Regions from separate parts of the Mus musculus genome. Here region 1 is linked to region 2. A link is a loop called in an ENCODE intact Hi-C map of the cell type or tissue named here. Cell type or tissue: heart. All regions are shown on one strand. Links, peaks and the distances in the headings refer to the core of each region. The heading gives the core; the rest is flanking DNA. Region 1 has its middle 53 kb from the start of Ddah1. Region 2 overlaps Ccn1 (cellular communication network factor 1).

What was found. Peaks named below come from ENCODE experiments on the same cell type or tissue, not always from the same donor. Only the 100,000 strongest peaks of a DNase experiment are listed, where the experiment ranks them.
Region 1: it touches region 2 in a loop (3-fold over the local background); 5 of 42 quality-filtered maps call a loop at or near these places.

Annotation. Positions count from the first base shown.
Region 1 is chr3:145,704,352-145,707,264 of GRCm38, reverse strand. No RefSeq gene overlaps it. Among named protein-coding and RNA genes, the nearest start is that of Ddah1, 53 kb to the left of the region's middle. In heart, for the core only: no CTCF peak of the experiment used is centred there; a DNase peak (open chromatin) is centred at 1,674; H3K27ac peaks cover 2,039 bases.
Region 2 is chr3:145,646,689-145,649,601 of GRCm38, reverse strand. It overlaps Ccn1 (cellular communication network factor 1), which reads left to right. Exons shown (of 5, transcript NM_010516.2): 2 at 167-380; 3 at 725-1,069; 4 at 1,191-1,405; 5 at 1,634-2,631. The coding sequence ends at 1,936. Among named protein-coding and RNA genes, the nearest start is that of Ccn1, 1.8 kb to the left of the region's middle. In heart, for the core only: CTCF peaks have their summits at 199 (motif pointing left) and 1,379; DNase peaks (open chromatin) are centred at 281, 1,311 and 2,061; H3K4me3 peaks cover 1,852 bases; H3K27ac peaks cover 1,218 bases.

The DNA of each region.
Region 1 (2,913 bases), core at 187-2,686, 58 kb before region 2:
CCCAGCATGCGTGAAATCCTGGGTTCAGACCCCCAGCTCTGCATAGACCAAGCAATGGGGGCATATGCTTGTAATCTTAGCACTGGGGAGGTGGAAGGAGGAGGATCTTTGTATAGGAAGTTCAAGGCCAGCCTGGGCTACACAAGATCTGGTTTTAAAATAAAACAGACCAGAAAAAAAAAAAGCACAAAAATGAAAACTGTTTTTCTGTTGAGCACCCACCCCCCACCCCATCTGCCCACATAGCAGAATGACCTACCCTGAGTAAAAGTTCAGTCTTTAAGCTCTTGCTTAAAGATGAACAACTTCTGACCCATCATTAGACCTGGATGCCCCCTCTCTCACCTCACCATCCCAACCCCACATTTCTCTGAATGTTCTTCTTCCTACACACTTTGCCGCACGCACTGGGCTCCTGTTCCTAATTATCAGTTGTGTAATTTATTGATAAAGCCAAACATGACTAAGAGGGGAGGGTCTAATTAGACATGGAGCACTCAGTGTCCCAACAAGAAAAATTCCAGGGCTTCAAAAATAGAAAATCGGCAATGTGTCCATTTTTTTTCCTGACACTTCTTCTGTGAATGGAAGAAACCAGCACAGTTCTTCATGAGCAGGAAAGTGGGCGCAAGAGTCAGGGGGTGCCATCGGCTCCAGAGACCTGACACGTGTGGAGAAAAGGCGTCATTCAGAACCACGATGCGTTCCACACACAGGAAGGGTGGCGGTGTTCTGAGGTAAAGACTACAGAGAAGTCGCAGTAGGGATGGAAAGGGAAGGAAGCCAGCCGCCAAGAAAGAAGATGTTACAGGCCACAGGCCTATCTGGAAAAGGAGGGCACCATTTTTTACTTAATGGGACTGAAGAGTTAAATAGCTTACTTGCCTGACTCTACAGACTCAAGTTTGATTATGTGAAAGAGGCAACTGAGATTGCAGCTTTGAGAAGAGAGTGGACATATTAGTTCTTGCAAATTGGCCTTGTACGTGTCTGTCTTTCCTCTTTATGAGTCAGGGTCTTGTTAGCCTTGGCCTTCCTGCCTTCCCTTTCTAAGTGCAGGATTATAAGCAGTTGCCACTGGACCTGGCTAAAACTTACCCTTAGGTAGAAACAAAACCATTTTTAAAAAATGGAAAAAAAACACTCTAATGGCGAGTATACCCACACCATCTCCTCTGCCTATGTATCCAAACACATTTCCAAGTTGAGCACCTGCCCAAGGTCAACTGACAGGATATGTTTTCCACCTTATAGGGAAAAAAAAAAAATCCAAGGTCATGGGTGGAAGTCTTTGAAGGACCCAAAACTCAGTGGTGAGTGTCATTGGGTTGTCAGGTGATACCAAGCATATTGTTTAGCTCATTCTCTGATTATCTTATCATATTATACAACTAAAATGATGCTCTGAGATGCATGTGTACCTACTTGTGTGTGCATGTGCATGTGAGTGTGTGAGCAAGTGAGCGTGTGTGTGCGCACGCACACACACACACACACACACACACACAACCCACACCCTACTCTGTATCAGAGACAATAGAGAACCAGTCAGAAGGTTCTTAGGTCTGCAGGAAATAGCAATGAAGACACAGCTCCTTGGTGATGGCATAACGGGTCACTATTTATAGCCCATCATGCACCCGCTGGTGTGCACTAGGGTCGTTGGCTGCCAGAGAATAATTTTAGGGAATGAGCTTCCTGGTGAGCTCACAGCTTAGCCCTGCCTGTGTCACTCTCTTGAGTCACCAGCAGATAATTCTGTGCAGAATGAGCTAATTTTAGCCATCTGTGGGATCTTTGTAAACACTCTGTAGTGACTCTTCCAGAAGTCAGTGTGAAGTAGTAGCTATCTCTGCCTCATTTTCATCCCCCAGTAATCTACCAGGGATCTTTAGAGGTGACGTGTTCTTACAGGAAACGGCTAGGTGAGCCTCACTGTTTCAGACAGAGCATACTCACCGTTCTGCCATTGATCCCAAGGTCAGAAGGTTTAATGGGTCCAGAAAGTGGCTGCCTACCTTCATGTCATTTTTCTATCTGTCATCTTTGACACATTTTTTTTTCTCCTGTCATCATTTTGGAGATGTCCTCTCAGGGACCCAGAACACAGGCTCACCACAGAGGGGAGGCACAAAGGGGGTATGGTGAGTCCTGGAGTGAGCAGTTTCTCCCAGCCTCACCCCTACTTCCCACTGCCCCACTTCCACGCACAATCATGCTGTTGTCTATTTGGAGTGTGTAGTGATGGCTCAGCTCCTGAGTCACACCCCTCTTTCAGGGATGCACCCCTGGGCTTAGGGTTACATTTCCTCCATAGTCAGTCACTTGATGCAGATACCCCAGGGTTTCATGAGTCTCTGGGGAAGGATGGAGCCAGATGAGAGAGACTACACCCATCAGAGCTCTCTGCTCCTAATGCCTTGTCACAGCCTGCACAATTGATCAAGAGTTCCTATTTTGTGGAGTGAGAACCATAGGGCCGGCACTAGGGTTCCTTGCTCTCTTTGGATCCTATTTAGGCTCTGGCCTGCATCCAAAAGAGGCAGAAAAGGACAAGGAAAAGTTATATCTTTCTGAGTTGGAATTAGAAAGGTGGGCAGGCCAGCTGATTGACCTGCTCAACTCGATTCCTTATATGTCGACAGAGGGATACATTCTGTTTTTTCCTGTAACATGGAGACTGGAGGGTCGCCTTGCTTTCGAGAGCAACCATGTAGCAAAACCTTAGCTCAAAGAATGCAAACAGGGGCCTGGCATCATAAAAGTGGAAAGACTTGGTTCTACAAAGTTGCCCTCTGACCTCCAAATGTGCACAGCAGTACACTTTCACCAGCACCCACACACATATGGATGCACGCACAAAAATATATAAAGCAAAAATAATTTTAGAAACATCTAAATATAGGATTTATT
Region 2 (2,913 bases), core at 168-2,667:
CCAGGGGGCCTCTTCCTGGGACGCAGCCGCTGGGGTGGTCAGGCTGCCGGGACGCGATCGAGACACTTCTGGTGGACGGAGCCCCACAGCCAGACCTAGGCTCAGGGCAGTTTACGTGCCTCCCCGAGCAATGCAAAGCAATCTCACGCGCTTCTCCCTCTTGCAGGCGCTCTCCACCTGCCCCGCCGCCTGCCACTGCCCTCTGGAGGCACCCAAGTGCGCCCCGGGAGTCGGGTTGGTCCGGGACGGCTGCGGCTGCTGTAAGGTCTGCGCTAAACAACTCAACGAGGACTGCAGCAAAACTCAGCCCTGCGACCACACCAAGGGGTTGGAATGCAATTTCGGCGCCAGCTCCACCGCTCTGAAAGGGATCTGCAGAGGTAAGAGGCTTGTGGTTTGGCCCCTTTAAAAAAAATAATAGTCCCCATAGTCCAGAAGTTTAGTAATTTTGAGACCATGTATGGTGGACGCTTTGTTGATGGTAGCTTGGCAGAAAGGCACATGATTTCAGCAGTCTGGAATGCAATTCAGAGTGTCTGGGCCCAACGAAAAGCGCATACGGAAAAGTGATTCCTGACTAACTTATTGTTCAGCTCTGGAGTCTCGGGGGAACTGTAGGGAACTTTACCATACATTGAATTGAACAGCGGAAAATATGTATGAGTTTCAGCCTGTGGCGGCGAATCTTAACCTTCTCCTCTCTCTCTTTTGGTCGTCTTTGCAGCTCAGTCAGAAGGCAGACCCTGTGAATATAACTCCAGAATCTACCAAAACGGGGAAAGCTTCCAGCCCAACTGTAAACACCAGTGCACATGTATTGATGGCGCCGTGGGCTGCATTCCTCTGTGTCCCCAAGAACTGTCTCTCCCCAATCTGGGCTGTCCCAACCCCCGGCTGGTGAAAGTCAGCGGGCAGTGCTGTGAAGAGTGGGTTTGTGATGAAGACAGCATTAAGGACTCCCTGGACGACCAGGATGACCTCCTCGGACTCGATGCCTCGGAGGTGGAGTTAACGAGAAACAATGAGTTAATCGCAATTGGAAAAGGCAGCTCACTGAAGAGGCTTCCTGGTAAGTGGATATAGAGTCCTTAAGACACTGTGCAGAAATGCTTTCTTGGTCTGCAACTTTGTAGAAACCAGTGTGTGTATGCAAGCATCTAAGAAGCCTTCCATTTCCTTTATCTTTCTAGTCTTTGGCACCGAACCGCGAGTTCTTTTCAACCCTCTGCACGCCCATGGCCAGAAATGCATCGTTCAGACCACGTCTTGGTCCCAGTGCTCCAAGAGCTGCGGAACTGGCATCTCCACACGAGTTACCAATGACAACCCAGAGTGCCGCCTGGTGAAAGAGACCCGGATCTGTGAAGTGCGTCCTTGTGGACAACCAGTGTACAGCAGCCTAAAAGTAAGTTTCTTTCAGGGCTTGACCGTGATGACCCCACAGGTGGGTGGGATATGAGCCTCTGTTCAAAAAAGAAAAAAAGAAAAGTCCATGATATATCTGAAAAGAAATTGTCTTTATGAAGCCCAACACTATGTACAGTGGTTAAAAGCATACCTCCAAACAAACAAACAAACAAAAACAAAAAAACAACAATCCTCATTCTTGGCTTTCTTTTGTTCTTTCTTCCAGAAGGGCAAGAAATGCAGCAAGACCAAGAAATCCCCAGAACCAGTCAGATTTACTTATGCAGGATGCTCCAGTGTCAAGAAATACCGGCCCAAATACTGCGGCTCCTGCGTAGATGGCCGGTGCTGCACACCTCTGCAGACCAGAACTGTGAAGATGCGGTTCCGATGCGAAGATGGAGAGATGTTTTCCAAGAATGTCATGATGATCCAGTCCTGCAAATGTAACTACAACTGCCCGCATCCCAACGAGGCATCGTTCCGACTGTACAGCCTATTCAATGACATCCACAAGTTCAGGGACTAAGTGCCTCCAGGGTTCCTAGTGTGGGCTGGACAGAGGAGAAGCGCAAGCATCATGGAGACGTGGGTGGGCGGAGGATGAATGGTGCCTTGCTCATTCTTGAGTAGCATTAGGGTATTTCAAAACTGCCAAGGGGCTGATGTGGACGGACAGCAGCGCAGCCGCAGTTGGAGAATGCCAAGGGGCTGATGTGGACGGACAGCAGCGCAGCCGCAGTTGGAGAAGACTTCGCTTCATAGTACTGGAGCGGGCATTATTGCTCCATATTGGAGCATGTTTACGGATGACGTTCTGTTTTCTGTTTGTAAATTATTTGCTAAGTGTATTTTTTTGCTCCAGACCCCCCCCCCCCTTTCTTGGTTCTACAATTGTAATAGAGACAAAATAAGATTAGTTGGGCCAAGTGAAAGCCCTGCTTGTCCTTTGACAGAAGTAAATGAAAGCGCCTCTCATTCCTTCCCGAGCGGAGGGGGGACACTCTGTGAGTGTCCTTGGGGCAGCTACCTGCACTCTAAAACTGCAAACAGAAACCAGGTGTTTTAAGATTGAATGTTTTTTTATTTATCAAAGTGTAGCTTTTGGGGAGGGAGGGGAAATGTAATACTGGAATAATTTGTAAATGATTTTAATTTTATATCAGTGAAGAGAATTTATTTATAAAATTAATCATTTAATAAAGAAATATTTACCTAATATCTGAATGTATGTTGTTTGGTATTTTTAGAACCCATCCAGGCAATCAGGAACAACTGTTCTTGTCAATCATTCCAACAGGATTTTTTTCCCCTGAGGACCTACTATGTGTCAAGAACTACTCTAGGTGCCCTACTTGGGTGACAGTGAACTGTTAGGAAAGTGGCTGCCCTTGCAAATCTTTAGGGAACAATGGTGGCATATAAGCTGTCAGCTTGGAGGGCGAAGTACTGAACACGGGCATTTGTGAAGCAGAAAAAGGAAGCAGAAATTGAATTTGTTAACCT